Linked DNA regions of Mus musculus: region 1 is linked to region 2. Evidence: chromatin loops called from intact Hi-C (ENCODE). Cell type or tissue: heart. All regions are shown on one strand. Each heading gives the region's core, and the rest is flanking DNA. Links, peaks and the distances in the headings are about the cores only.

Region 1 (7,290 bases), core at 719-5,718, 230 kb before region 2:
GAGTAGCTAGGGACAGGAGCAAAATGAGACTACAAATAATGATGCCTTTGCAATGGAAGATGATCCAGAAGAAATCCAAGCTAGAGTGATTTTTCTGAGAGATGTAGCCATTTCCCCGAGAGAAGCCCAATTCCTAGACTGGGATCCTTGTGTAAGGCATTAATGTTTCCAGGGAAACCATATTGGGAATGAACGAGAAGACAAGATGGGGAGGAAGGAAGCAAGGAGGGGTATGATATTAAACAAGGTCCTATGAGAAAAGAATTTCTGGGTAACAATTTGTCCAAACTCAGTGGCTCAAAACAACCAACAGTTTTTGTATCTCAGGGTTCAGTTGGACCAGAATTTCGTGACTGTCATGGCTGGCTGGTCCTGGCTGGAGGCCTCTACATTCAAGATGCCGGGGGGTGGAGTGGGGGAACAAAAGATGTCAGCTGGGACTTGGTCATCATCTCAAGACTCTGCTTTCTCGAGGCTACTTACTTACATGGCTGGAGAGTTCTTGCTGGTTGTGAACAAGAGGCCTCAGTTTCTCCCCTTCACCACCCCCATGAGTATCTCTTACTATGATACAAGTCCCTGTGGTAGAGCATCTGTGTTATCTCAAAGGTGTAGATGAAAATGAGCCAGGCAGAAGCCATTTTCATGTGACCAAGCACCAGAGTCCACAGAACCATCACCTCCCCATCTTCTGCTCACCAGTTCTGGCCCCCACTTTGGGAAAAGATGTCTTAGGAAAGGGGCATCAGAGTCTATGGACATGCTTTTCATTTTTACAATAACTTTGGTTCCATGTTCCCCAAAGACAATAAATATCGTGTACCATTCACAGCAGCTTTCAGCAGGGGAGAGGTGGGAGGGTGGGAGATCTGGAATACTCAGATCTCACACTTACCTGCCATGACTTATATGGCTCGCATTGGGTAAAAGGGATGAGTTCCCAGGTTCTTTGCCATGCAAGCAAAGCAGAGGAATACCTCTTCAAGAAGTGAGCAAGTTTAGGGTGACTACGGATAGGGAGACTACAGATAGGGAAGCACTGTACTCACTCACAGATGAACGTTCCCAAGGAAAGCACTGATTAGGTGTGTTACACCTGTGTTGCATAGTACACATGCCCCCAGCCACAGAGTGGGTACCCTGCTGTTATATCCAAAGCATAATTAAATAACATGGCTCCTTACCAGTTGGTGAGGGTGGTGTTTATTGAAGCATCAGAGCTTGTAGTCCCTTAACAGAGGCCACTAGCTTCTAGAATTCTCTACCATCCCCTTCAAGGTCCATCTCCTAATGGTGCCGACTGCTGACTCAAAGTTCAAGTTAGATGTTTGAAATACAGACACTGAAACAAAGTAACAGAAACAGGCAGATGCTGGCCTACAAGAACAAGGCAGGAGATGGGTTGTCAGGAACGTTTTGTGCTTTGATGGGGCTTTCATCTGAACCTTGAACTGCTCTGCCCCTGAGCTATAGAATTATCTCCTTGAGTAAAGTGGAGCAGGTGTTGTGAAAGGTTGGTCCTTTGACTGTTTTGTTCCTTCTGGATTGCTCTCAAGGGAAGGACGATCTTGATTTATAAATTATACAGAGGCTTTTCCGAGTCAGTTACTTCTTAAAACAATAGATAGTACACTGCCTTTGGCAAGGCAGCATGGGATTTGGTGTTTGTGGTTTCATAGGTGGTTTGTGAAATCATGCAAGTAAGTGATAGGATATTTCTGTTCAGCAGAGAAAGCATGTCTAGGATAAGGCCCCAAATTTTCATAGCCAATGGACTTGGTCTTCTAGCCACCAGCTAATCCTTTTATGTGAGCGAGGTGGCAGCTGAGCTACCGCAGAGGTCTCTTCTGTGCTTTCTCTGCCATGAACAGTGAGGAGACAGGGCCATGGTGGTGGGGTGACCTTGGCAATAGGCAAACACAGGTCATCTCTTGCTGCCATTTGGTAAGTGGTGTCTGAGTTTATGGGTTCTATGCCTTTGGAATTCTTCCCTGGAAGAGACAGATTTTACCTTTACATGAAACCCTTGTCCCAAGCAGTGTCTATTGACACTAGCCACTAATGAAATAGTGTAGGTCTCATGGGGTGCCTTGGATGCCTGTTCAGAAGCGGGAGCAACAACTCGGACAGAAATGAGAAGTTTTTGATCACTTGTCACATCTCTTCCTGCATAATGAAGAATGAATTTTGTCCACTGAGTCACCAATCATTCATATTCTCTCTCTCTCTCTCTCTCTCTCTCTCTCTCTCTCTCTCTCTCTCTCTCTCTCTCCCTCCCCCCGCCCCTCTCTCTCTCTCTCTTTCTCTCTCCTGCTCCACCCTCCATACACCATATGCACTTACATCCACTCCAAAACTTAGAAGAAGGAAGAGTTTTGCTTCCGGGACTGGGATGGCGCTCCCTTCTGGGGGGTGGGGGGGGTGGTGTCGGGGACTCAGCAGCCATGTTTCTCCAAGCTCAGCATGAGACAGACCCATTGCCTGCAGAGTGGATGTTAAGACAAGAGATGGGTTTACAGCTGTGAAGAGATGCTGCCTGCTGCTGTGGTACAGACTCTCTGGACTGGGTGGTGGCTTACTCATTCATGTGTTCTGTTTCTTTTCCCTTCCCTCCCTGTCCCATTCTTTTTTTTTTTTTTAAACACTTTTTCTTTTGATTAATTAAGTCATTTATTTACTCTACATTCCCAATGGCAACTTCTCCTCCCTCTTCTCCTCCCAGTCTCTCCCTCTCCCATCCCTATCTTTCCCACCCACTTCTCCTCTCCTTCTTCTCAGAAAAGGGGACGCTTCCCATGGAAATTGGCCCACCTTGGCATATCAGATTGCAGTAAAACTAGGAGCATCTTCTATTGAATTTAGACAAGGCAGCCCAGTTAGGGGAAAGGGATACAAAGGAAGGCAAGGTAGTCAGAGACAGCCCCTGTTCCTGCTTTAGAAGCCCCATCTGATGACCCAGCCTCACAACTCTTAGATATGGGCAGAGGGCCCAGGTCTGACCCATGCATGCTCTCTGGTTGGCGGTTCAGTCTCTTATGAGCCCCTGTAGGCCTAGATTAGTTGATTTTGTAGGTTTTCTTGTGATGCCCATGACCCCTCTGGCTCATTCAATCCCACCCACCTCCCCCTGTCCCACAACCTCCAGGATTCTCCAAGCTCCACTTACTGTTTGGCTGAGTCTCTGCATCAGTTTCCACCAGTCCTGGGTGAAGCCTCTCTGATGGCGGTTGTGCTAGGCTCCTGTACCCAAGGTGGGTGGGGGTGGGGGAGGCTTGAATTGCTTTGCCTTTTTTAAAGTTAGGAAACAGGGAGTTTTCCTTTCCTGGAAGGGTCCAAGTATTTTGGACTACCAATTTTTCCCACTAGGTGGCGGTACAGAGCACATAGCAATGGCGATCTCTGGCTAGCAGGGGTCTGCTAGCTAAAGCTCCTGTCCAAGTGTGTTCTGTCTCTCTTTCCTTTGACAAAAGAACATCCTGGGGGCTGTGTGTTCGTGGGCGTTTTCGGCAGCAGAATGGCTTCCTCCTAAGTGGGATGGCTTCTGGACAGGTTTGTTTTGGAATGGGGAGGGGTAAATGCACCCCCCCCCCCCCATGGAGGCTGGAGGTAGGGAGTGCTTTTCTCTTGTGGAGAAATTATATCCCTTCTCTCAGTGGAGTCTAGTGGAGTTGGAGTCCTCCGAAGGGGCCTTGCAATATTTGTCAAGCAAAACAAGACATTAAGGAAATTCCAGTTAGGTCCAGTTGTGTCTCTCTGCTCCACTGCCTGCCAGTTCTAGCACACTTCCAAAAAGTAGTTTGCACATTTGAATGTCAGCTGATCCTCGCCACAAGGCAAGTTTGTAAAGCTCAAGTGTTATTCCGTCCCGAATTTATCCCTCACATCTGTGGTTCTAGGCTCTGCTCTGTTCTGAAGCCTTCACCACTTCGCCCTAACCCAGCTCCCCACAGTGTGCAGAGTAGATGGAGCTGTGGGGGTCTCAGCTGTGTTCACTGTTCTCATTTCAACACCAGCTTTGTCTTCAAACCCCTACACTCAGTGTCAGGACCCCTGCCTAGTGACCCCATGATGTTACAGCAGTGTCTGTGAGGAAAGGCATCAGCTGCCCTCGGCTTCCCTCCTTCCTGTAACTCACATCCCTCCTCACTCCACTAGTGGAGTTACCTACTCCACTATGCAGAAATTATCTCTTCCCACCCGGATGCAGTCGTTCTTTTCAGATCCCTGGAGTCTCCTCTTTTAGTTTGTTTTGCTGCTCCCTTCTGTCTTTCCTCAAGGCTATACCAAGAACTTCGCCTGTGTCATGCCCCCACACTCTCCTGTAGTCTCAGGCACACCACCTCTTCTGCCAGATTTAGCCCTTTCCCAGTTTGGTCCTGGCTGTCAAGCTCCAATTACACTCTAAAGGACACTTTAATATCCTCGTAGCACAGGAGAGTGCCACAGTCACTGAACACTAGATAGGGAAGATCTAACATCAATGTGTCTCCTCGGTGGGTCACAAAATTCCTTTGTATGTGTTAGGTTTTAACATTGTATTTTTTACTGACTGAAACTTTTGAGGTGTCTGCTCCTTTGCTGTACCCCTCCCCCCTCCAGGTCTGTATTCTCAACAATGGGTTCCATCCTTATCTCCTTTAATTTCCCTTTGTAACATAGAGCTGTGCTTCACTAGAAAGACATTTTCTTTGAAATAGGAAGGATAGGGTAGGTGCTTCTTGCTAGCTGTGAGTAATGTTTGTCCCACTGTGATTCCTAAGAACTCTTGTGTCCAGAGACAACAGACGTTTGGAATAATGCAGCCTTAACTTTGAACCCCAAATCCCTGGAGAAACTTATCTCAACTGAGATCTGACCCCAGCACTTCTTCCGATGCTCTGGTTCAGTGAGAAGCCCCATGAAAAGCAAGATTTCAGACCACTAGGCTACCACTATCGCTATATCAGGCCACATCTCTTCTACCTCCTGGACTCCCAGAGTGAAGCTAGGAGCTAATGTTGAAGCAGAAAGGGAGGGACTGAGCCCAGAAATAGCAAGTCTGTATCAATGTCATTAGCACCGTCCAAAAAGGAAGTCCACTGAGTTTCCTTTGGCAGAATGTTATGTACTCCACCTTCCCAGGCTGAGTAGACATGACTTCATCTTTATCATCACAAGCACACATCCCCAAGTGAACCTGGTTGGCCTAACTCAATTTGTGCATCCAGTTCTCTAAGCTACTTATTGCCAGATAGTCTGTGACATGGACACGGTATAGAAATCAGGACTTTCACTGGGACTGCTAAACACTGGCCATGACCCTTGGCATTCATGGCGGAAAACTGATCAGACACCATGCCAAAGAGGGAGGGCAGGGAAGCTAAGGGGACATCACATCATTTGGATCCTGAATAAAACCGGGCTTGAAACCAACCGTATCTTTGAATGTTTTTATGCATATATGACATCAACTGGGCATGGGGTTACATACCTATAACCCCAGTATTGAGAAGGTAGAGACAGGAGGACTGAGAATTCCAAGAGTTTCATTAGGTACCTAGAAAATTCAAGGCTAGCCTGAGTTATATCAGACCAATGTTCTATTGCTGTGAAGAGAGAACATGATCACAAGAACCTTTATAAAAGAAAAAAAAACCATTTAACTGGGATCTTACAGTTTCAGGCCATTATCATCATAAGAAGCAGGGCAGCATATAGGTAGATATGATGTTGGAGAGGCAGAATGGAGAGAGAGAGAGAGAGAGAGAGAGAGAGAGAGAGAGAGAGAGAGAGAGAGAGAGGCTGGACCTATCTTGCATTTTTGAAAACTTCAAAGCTCACCTCCAGTGATACATTTCTTCTAACGAGGTCACACCTTCTAATCCTTTCAAATGGTGCTACTCCCTAGAGACCAAGCATTTAAATCTATGTGCCTATGGGGACCATTCTCATTCAACTATTATAACCACCTAAAAAAAATCCAAAATTAAAAATTCATTGGTTTAAATGTTGTGCTACACATCCTAAAGATTATTAATTAATACGCTCTGGGAAGGGTAAGATTTTAAAAAAGACAATGGGAAAACCTATGGTAAAAATAAGATTAATAGGAGAAGAGTAATAATCAACTTTTTCCCAACAAATTTCTTTTCTGGTCAGGGTTCCCAACTTCAGTCCAGCCCCCTCCCATCCATGCTGCTCTTGGAGGTGGAGTAGCAACCCCACAGTGTCCTTCTAGAACTTGGAGGAGATCACCCAGAATTCAGCCTGAGAGCTCTGATTTCTAGCAGGTCTGTGATTCCCAGAGATGGTTGTGAGTCACTGGGGACAGCAGACTTGAGTGGTGGAAGAGTCACTGTTGTTAAGGGGGAAGGGGGACCTTATGCTCTGATCTGGTGAGTCAGGGCACAGCTTAGAAGAATAGGGTTAAAAAGAAGTTTTATCCAACAGGCAGAGAGGCATGAGAAGAAGGAAAGACACAAGTGAGGAATGACTTGGGGACTCTTGAGTTTCACAACTGGGAAATTAGGCTCAGTCGGGAGGTGGGTGTGCTCAGTTGTTAAAACCTCCTGAAGTGTATGTAGGAAGACTGGAGAGAGTATAGCAAGGCAGTGGGGTGCATTCCGTCAAGGAACTCATCATCTGCTGCTCTCCAGACTTTGTGCCAAGGGCAATATCATGTGATAATTAATCTATTTTCTTTCTGGTAGTCTTCCACAGGAGCAGTTTAAGAGTGATAGAGCAGTTTGTGTTCTATTTATAATATGATGAGACTTGGACCACATGTTTTCTGAAGTCATAAGAATACTGCTGAATCAGTTGTTATTGAGTGTGTATCTAGAACACAGGAGGGCTGTTTTTTTTAAATCTCTCTATACTTATTTTACAACATACAGGTTTTATCTCTCCCTTAGCTCTTGGGTATTAAGGAAAAACTGTACCTTCTGTGCATGTAGTTGTGCAGTGCATCTGACAGCCATTTGCTGTAACTCTGAGGTGGTCATTAGGGCGTTTTGCCAGATATTTCTGGCTTCCAGGCACATAGGAGTATTATATCTTCCCTCTTTCTTGGAACCATGATATGGCTATGTGAATAGTTTAGGCTAATGAGATAAAAGGGGACATGACATGGTAGATTCCATAAAGCCCAAAATGCCACTCACATACTTTATTTTTTTCTCTGTGACATGCATGGTGATAGTCCGTGCTTGGAATTAGGGATGCTTCAGTTGTTGGCATCTCCAGGTAGTTTATAAGAATTTCACTTCACCTAACTCCTATGTGCACATGGCTTGAGCAAGAAGTATGTCT
Region 2 (7,290 bases), core at 859-5,858:
ATGAAATTATCAAAGAAGTAATAAAATATTATTCTAAATGTTTAATAAATAAATACCAAAGTATTGAGTTCAATGGTGAAAACATTGGTCAGCATTTTGGAGAGAATTGATATTAACATTGTCTCAGGCTTCACAAGCTTATCTCTAATCATCATCCATCCTAAAGTTAATGTAGGGTGGGAGTGTTATATAACTGAAAAGGAAGAAAAAGCTGGGCATGGTGTCCCATGTCAGTAATCACAGCACGTGGAAGGTGGTGACTGAAATGTCAGGAGTTCAAAGCCAGCTTGAGCTACAAAGTGAGTTTGAGGTCATCCTGAGCTACATCAATCCCTGTCTCAAGAAGAAGGGGTTATAAGATATCATGAGAACATAGAAGATTCTTTAAGTGTCAAATTAAAAAACATGCCACGCGGGCTGGGAGAGATGGCTCAGCGGTTAAGAGCACTGACTGCTCTTCCGAAGGTCCTGAATTCAAATCCCAGCAACCACATGGTGGCTCACAACCATCTGTAATGAGATCTGACGCCCTCTTCTTGTGTGTCTGAAGATAGCTACAGTGTACTTACATATAACAATAAATAAATCTTTAAAACAAACAAACAAACAAGCAAACATGTCATGCAGGTGAACTCAGAAGAAAGCCTGACTACTCTCAGCTGGGAGGTAAATTTAATACCACATAATGTTGGTGCTGCTGAGATTCCCTCATCTAAAGATGTTTGATTATTTCTTGGGATCTTGGAGCCAGTGACAAAGCCAGCATGCCTTTATGCTCCATTTGCTTATTCCAAGCCTTTCTCACTTGCCTATCCCATCACACCCCACTACCTGGAGCTACCTGGAGCTGCCTGGAGCTGCCTGGAGCTGCCTGGAGCCGCCTGGAGCAAGTGGAAACAAATTATCTGCTGTTCTATATTCAAAAGATCAAGACAAACACAGCAGCAGGCTTCTGACCTCAGGGAGTTTACACTCTAGCTGAAGAGGAAGTTGCACATACATTCCTTTAATCTGGGCTCAGTTAACCTTGGGAAATAGACTGAGATGCACTGGGTGGATATGTAACCCATTCTAAACATGGAAGCTTCAGCAGGAGGGTGAGCATCCAATATGATCCAAACAGGGAGGGAGGACAGAAGTGGGAGGGAGGCAGGGAAACAGGGAGGGAGAGAAGGAAAGAAGGAAGGACACTTGCAGAGTGGGCCTTCCCAGTCAGTCTTAGAGGGTGGATCCAGTACCAAGGAGAACTTGTCTTCATAAAACTCAACCTGCTTCTTGACTCAGCATTTCAAGGTGAGGAGACAGGTGATCGAGAACAAGGGAAAGGAAACTTTCCCTTCTTCTTCCCCAGGCTCCAAGTCTCCCATCATTAGGGGAATACTGATGTTCCTGCAAAACCAGAGTGACACTCTGACTTTCCAGAATACTCAGATGTATCTAGCCACTGTTCAAACCCATACTGCACAGGGGGACCCAGATCACCCTACAGGCTGCCACACAGAGGCCACACAGAGGTCTTCAGCCTCTGTACTGACAAGCCTTGGAGACCAAATTTTGTTCTTATTTTCTCTGGAGCACAGATATAGAAATGCCCTTCTGAAGCTGCCAGAATGAAAACTGGCAAGTGACAGAGTTGAGGGACACTGAGGACAGTCAAAAGGGCAGGGCAGGGACAAGCCCATGCTTCTGAAGTTTCTTAGGCAAGGTGTGATTGTCCAAGCTTGCTGGGAAGCTAAACTGAGTTTGAGGGCAGCCTGGGCTACAGAGAAGATCCTGTTGGAGAGTCTTTAGGTATCAGTCTCTGGAATGTCCTTTCTATAAACAAAATGCCTCCATATTGTAAAGAGAATCTGGTGGGAGGGAAGGAGGCAGCAAGGGAGGGAGGAAGATTAAGCACTTTGCCAGGGCTTGTAGCCTGTATTCTGTTTAAACCCTAAGAAGCCAGTGCTGAATTCAAGACTGGTTCCTAAGGTCTCTAGATAAACTGCATCCCTATAGAGCTGCACCTTTGACTTCTGTGCAGTGAAGTAAAACCACAGCCCAGGAATTTGTTGGGTGAAACAGGAGCAGGTGATTCCCTAATGGAGCAGAATATAAGACACCCCCTCGCTGCTGCTGCTGCTGCTGCTGCTGCTGCTGCTGCTGCTACTGCTGGCCTCATCATCCTGGTCAATTCAGGAACGACACAGGGACCTCTTACCACAGAGAAATGATTCGACTTTTCCTTGTATAATGAGGATCATGCTTTTTTACTTCTTTCCCTTGCTGCTAGGAAGCTCAGAGGCAAATTTCAAGTTCTCCTTTAATAAACTGTGTGTTGTCCCACATGCACACCAGAGCTCTTGTTTTCTTCTCATCTTGGCTCTGGATTCTGATTTCAATTTTATGCAGCCTTAAGTTTTTACACAGCATTTACATGCTTGTTGTAAGTACTCTCACAAAGCATCCCCAAACCTTAGCAGACTAAAGTAAAGCATGCGTGACATTAAAAAAAAAATAATAATTTACCTGGGATGAGCTTTCATCTGTTGTACCCATGCAGATTCTTTAGTGCTTTGAATTCTATTGCTTTAAAAAAAAACTGAAGAAAAATCAAGACACCATCTGGCTGTCTTTAGAAAGACAGAGGTAGTTTAGGTCTTTGATCTGCTCTGCACATGGGCTGAGAGAGGGAGAGAGGACCAATCTCCCTGACACAGACAATCGTTCGCTTTATTAAACAAGTGTCTTGTATTACACACAGAGAGCATGCATTATGTGGATGCTCTCGGGGAAGTCAGAATGGAAAGTAGATATTGAGGGTAAGGAGACTCAGGTTTGAAACATTCACGTCCCAGCTGTTTCTAATAAAGTCCTCTAAATGCGAGCGTATTTCCACAACATACACTAATGCAACTGTAACTGCCCCGAGATGGTTTATTCTTAAAAAAAAAAAAGCATACATATTATCAGGAATAATTGTGCAATGGAGAGTCCATAGGAACTGCAGGTTACCGCCCTGGAGACAGGTCACTTTACACTTGTCTTAGTTGTTATCATGCAGGACCTAGACAGTTTTTCACTGTTGACCTAGTAATAAAGTCCTGACTATAGAAAAAGAAGAAAAAGGGTGGGGGAGATAGAGAACCTCACTACTGGGAAAACCAAAAAGGTCATTGGGGGGTTGCAAATGAAAATGAAGGTGTGGCAAAGGGCTCTCTCCAGCTTACTGTGTGGGGAAGTGGGAACTTCACTGGGAAAGATCCCTCAGCTGGAGGGGACTGGGTCTTGGTCAGGCTCAGTTAATCCTGAGGTTAGCCTTCACACCAGGGTTAGGAATCCTTGTTAACATTTGTCCAGGTTCCCCCTCAGGTTGCCTTTTTCATTTCCCACCGTCTTCCTCTGCCCATGTGGAGGCTTCCATTTCAACAATGGCTTTTACATTTCTGTAAAAAAAAAGGGGGGGGATAGATATGGGGGTATTATCTTAATGGAGGTCAGGTAGAATAGTGAAAGGGCAGGCCCTTCTCTGTCCTGAGAACTAGGGGCCTTCTCCATCCTAACAAAAGGCATCCATCTACAGAGCTTCCCTTGCAGCGGGGCTTGGATTTCTGGGGCGTCCTAGGGCTGCAGCGGCTGCGAGGTGAAGGGTTCTGATTGCCACCCAGAATTGGACACAGGTACAGCCTGGGTCTGCAGGGAGTCCCAGGTAAAACTGCTCCCTTAACAGTCGGGCTTATGGCTATGCCACCAACGGTCCCCAGAGGGCGCCCTGGGCCCGGACCCTGCTTTCAGGCCAGGCCCGCGAGCTGCCAGCAATGGGAATAGTAGGGGACTCCAGCGAGAAGAGGCCACTGCTGCCCCAGGCCAAGGAGGGTGGGAAACAGCCACCCAGCAGAATAGTTGACAGACTTTCTGCCACCACTTCCTTACCTCCCTACCCCCCACCTGGATATATTGTCTCATCACCGCCCAACCCGCCAGCCAGGCTGGGATTATTATTCAGCCTGATGCAGGGGTTGTGGCTGGAATGCCTTTGGGTCTTGCCATAAACACTTGCCTAAATCGTGAAGCACGCGAAGGACAGGGCACCATTCCCTCCCGCCATCCAGAAACGCTCTGGATTCCTTGCTTTGTGCTAAGGCCCACAGGCCAAGGTGTTACTGCTTGTGTCAGGCCGAGCGGCGGCGTGAAGCAGGCGAGGGCAACGGCACTAAATGCCTATGCCGGTCCGGAGCTGCCTAGCTAGGGCCAAGCTCTTCCGTTTTAGTCTCAGACCTCCGCGGATGAAGCTGTGGACATGCAGCACTAGAGAGCAGCCCGCTCACCAGTGCCCGTGTCGCCAGGCCCGACCACTGGGACACTTCTCTTACAGGTTGAGTTTTCAACTCAGTATTTTGAACCAATTTTTCATTTTTAGGGAATTCTTAGTTCAAATGTGCAAAAGGCTCAACAAGTCCTCCTTTTACCCCTGCACTGCGTTTCTTTTCCCGCTTTCCCGAGGTCACTGAGGTTGACCTAGAATTCGCAACTGACTGCACGCCAGCCAAGGCTCTGTTTACTAAGTCACCGTCACCTCTTAGCGTAAGGGACGCGCTTCTCCGGATCCAGATCTTCCTGATGGTTTTGCCCTGCGCTGTTAGCTGTGCGCCCTTGCCATTGGGCTAGGGAAGCGCCGACCCGTTCGGAAGTGTAACGCAGGGCTGGCTTTGGAGCTCCGTGGACAGACGGGCGCTAGTGACAGACCCCAGAAGGAGGAAGCCTATACCCACCGAGCACACTGTACGCCGGGCGCCGAGATGGCCGCGACCCCCTGCGGCCTCCAAGAGCCACGGGGTCCTCTCGGGCTCCGGGGCCCGGCTCTCGAACAGGTGCGCGGTTCAAGGCCAGGGGGCGGGACCACCCTCTGTCCCAGCGGGTCAAACACCCAGAGGCCAGAGGTCAGCTTCCAGCTCTGGGAGAAGGGGTGCGGGCTAAGTGGAAGTCTGGCTGTTGGATTGGGAAGTGTGCTTTGAGGAGTGGAGGCTCCAGCAGGCAGCTCAGGGATTGGCCGCACCGAGCTCAGCTCCCCAGAAGGCCTCCCCCGGCTTTGCAAAAAGGGCTTACTGGAAAGAGCAGAAAAGAATTTGCCTTTCACGGGACAAGGCCAGCAGAGGGATGGGTGGAGAACTTCGGCTTGCATTCCTTCAACACTTCCCTCTCCTCTCCCTTTCGAGCCCCTTTTCGGTTTTACACACAACACCTGGGAGAACTGTTAATGGCGAATTAGTTAGGGGTCGCTTAGGCGTGGCCAGGAGTTTCTTCCCTCCCGGCCCCCGCGCATCACGCCCCTTCCACGGATGACTTGAACTCTGCATCCCGTCTGTCCGATCCCTATTTGGGCCGCGGCTTCCGAGCCGCGCTCACCGCCTAGGCGCGCCTAGGCGCGGCTGCAAGTGGGCGCACCACACGCACCGTGATTTATGAACCAGAGGCTCACGAGAACCCGACGCTTCGGCTGGGTTAATTTTTGTCATTGTTCCTCATCAGGTTGAGATAGTTTGAAGTTTGAGGCGGGTTTTATTTATCACCCCGCACATTTGAAATACAGTCGGACATAAAAATAACTGACTCTGGAACTCTGGCGCAATATTGGAACCGTCGGGGAATAATTTGGCTAACTGACTTGGACATTTCACCTTCTAAACAGAAATGCAGCTCTCAGTCAAACTGTAAATCAGAATGTCTTCAGCAGTGGTGGGAGTGGGGGGAGGGAGGGGAGGCACCAATACCAGAAAGAATGGAAACCGAGATGAAGAAATGAAAGGAAATGCAGATATTGACCCAAGCAACTCAGACTTCAGAAAGCCGGGCTGAATTTTTAATTTCAGGTGTGGAACCTCATCGGAAATTTGAATTCTTAAATGTTTTTCCTGGAAGATCGGTCTCCAGAGTTTTAGGATGCCCCAATCAGACTTTCAAAAAAATCTTTTTGTCCGCTTTGTATCAATACCAAGCAATAAATGATAGTTTAAAAAGCAAACCAGCAGAGTACCCAATTAAGCTCACTCTGGGTCTAAATTGAGGTCCTTTTTTAGAGTTGTAATTATAAACGGAAACAAAGAGGCAGGGCGTGGCCTGAGTTATGATTGAGCGGGATCATACGGAAGCGACTTAAATTTTGATAAGGAGAAATTTCTCTTGCGATTCCCTTACTCCCAACTTGCACTGGATCTTGGGACCGGAATCTGAGAGCCTTTTCCGCGCCTCAGGGGCTCCTCTCTCCTTCTATCTGCAAGTCCTCAACATTAAATGCTCAATTTCTTACCGCCACTTAGCATGGAGTGATCAAAAGCCTCCTCAAAGCAGGGACTGGAAAAGAACAGAAAATCAGTGCGGGCAGCTACTCAACAACTGATCACAAAGGAGGATGCAAAATACAACCAAATAAAACTTCCCAGAAAGGAAGCATATGTTGTTATTTTTTCATTGCGTCTCCCCCTACCCACTCACCCTCACCCGCGAGGAAATGTCATTGGATCTCCAGCCTGGACATAGAGACCATTCTGAACATTTCTCTTCTACTATGGAGATACAAGCATGGTTTTAATGCCGCTGACCTACAGCAATAGCACCTGTAAACACCCGCTCCACTTTTAAGACATTCAACATGTAAATATTTGTCTAAACTCATTTAAAACCAAAACCATTCTCATAACTCGCTTATGAAATATCTTAAAATAAACTGGAATGAGAAATCCATGACACTTCTTTTAAAAATCCTCACAATTAAATTGAAATTTAAAAGATAACAGAGGCTTCTGGTAGGGGAAAAACACAAAAGATCACTTTAACGGAGCTTTGAACTGTGCTAGAAGATCCCCAGTTAGTAGATGGTACTTAGTGTCTGTTGATAGTATTTACTGTGCAATTTAAATTGTTATTGGAATCGAACCTTATTTCAAAGTTATTAATAAAATAATTGAGATGAAAACACATTTTGATAGGCAAAGGATTGGCAAGAAAATTGATTTTCGTTTCCCTTCACAAGCAAATTGATATTGGTGCAGTTTTGACACTTGCAAGGCTGAATTCTTAATCTGATTTTTAGAACAATATCAATCCCAACCTCACGTTGCTCAAATTCATTTATCTGCTTTAGAACAGGATCGCAAACAATGGCAGCTTCATCTACAGGGCACTTTTTTTTTTTCTGTGTTGTGAGTGAACTCTTGCCAGACCATGACCTGAAGTCCTTTTCAGGATAACCAGCTGAGAAATCAAACAAGATTGTCTTTCCATACATTTATTTTTATTTGTTCGACTTTGCCC

The links. Peaks named below come from ENCODE experiments on the same cell type or tissue, not always from the same donor. Only the 100,000 strongest peaks of a DNase experiment are listed, where the experiment ranks them.
Region 1: a loop joins it to region 2, with 2.0 times the contacts of the local background. A loop is called at or near these places in 1 of 42 quality-filtered maps.

Annotation. Positions count from the first base shown.
Region 1 is chr9:87,969,803-87,977,092 of GRCm38, reverse strand. No RefSeq gene overlaps it. Among named protein-coding and RNA genes, the nearest start is that of Gm23176, 48 kb to the left of the region's middle. In heart, for the core only: a CTCF peak has its summit at 3,367 (motif pointing right); a DNase peak (open chromatin) is centred at 5,102.
Region 2 is chr9:87,737,319-87,744,608 of GRCm38, reverse strand. It overlaps Gm36767 (a long non-coding RNA gene), which reads right to left and starts at 5,225. Exons shown (of 3, transcript XR_379684.3): 1 at 4,752-5,225; 2 at 2,509-3,425. In heart, for the core only: a CTCF peak has its summit at 3,733 (motif pointing right); DNase peaks (open chromatin) are centred at 3,768 and 4,888; H3K4me3 peaks cover 2,134 bases; H3K27ac peaks cover 1,294 bases; H3K27me3 peaks cover 3,909 bases.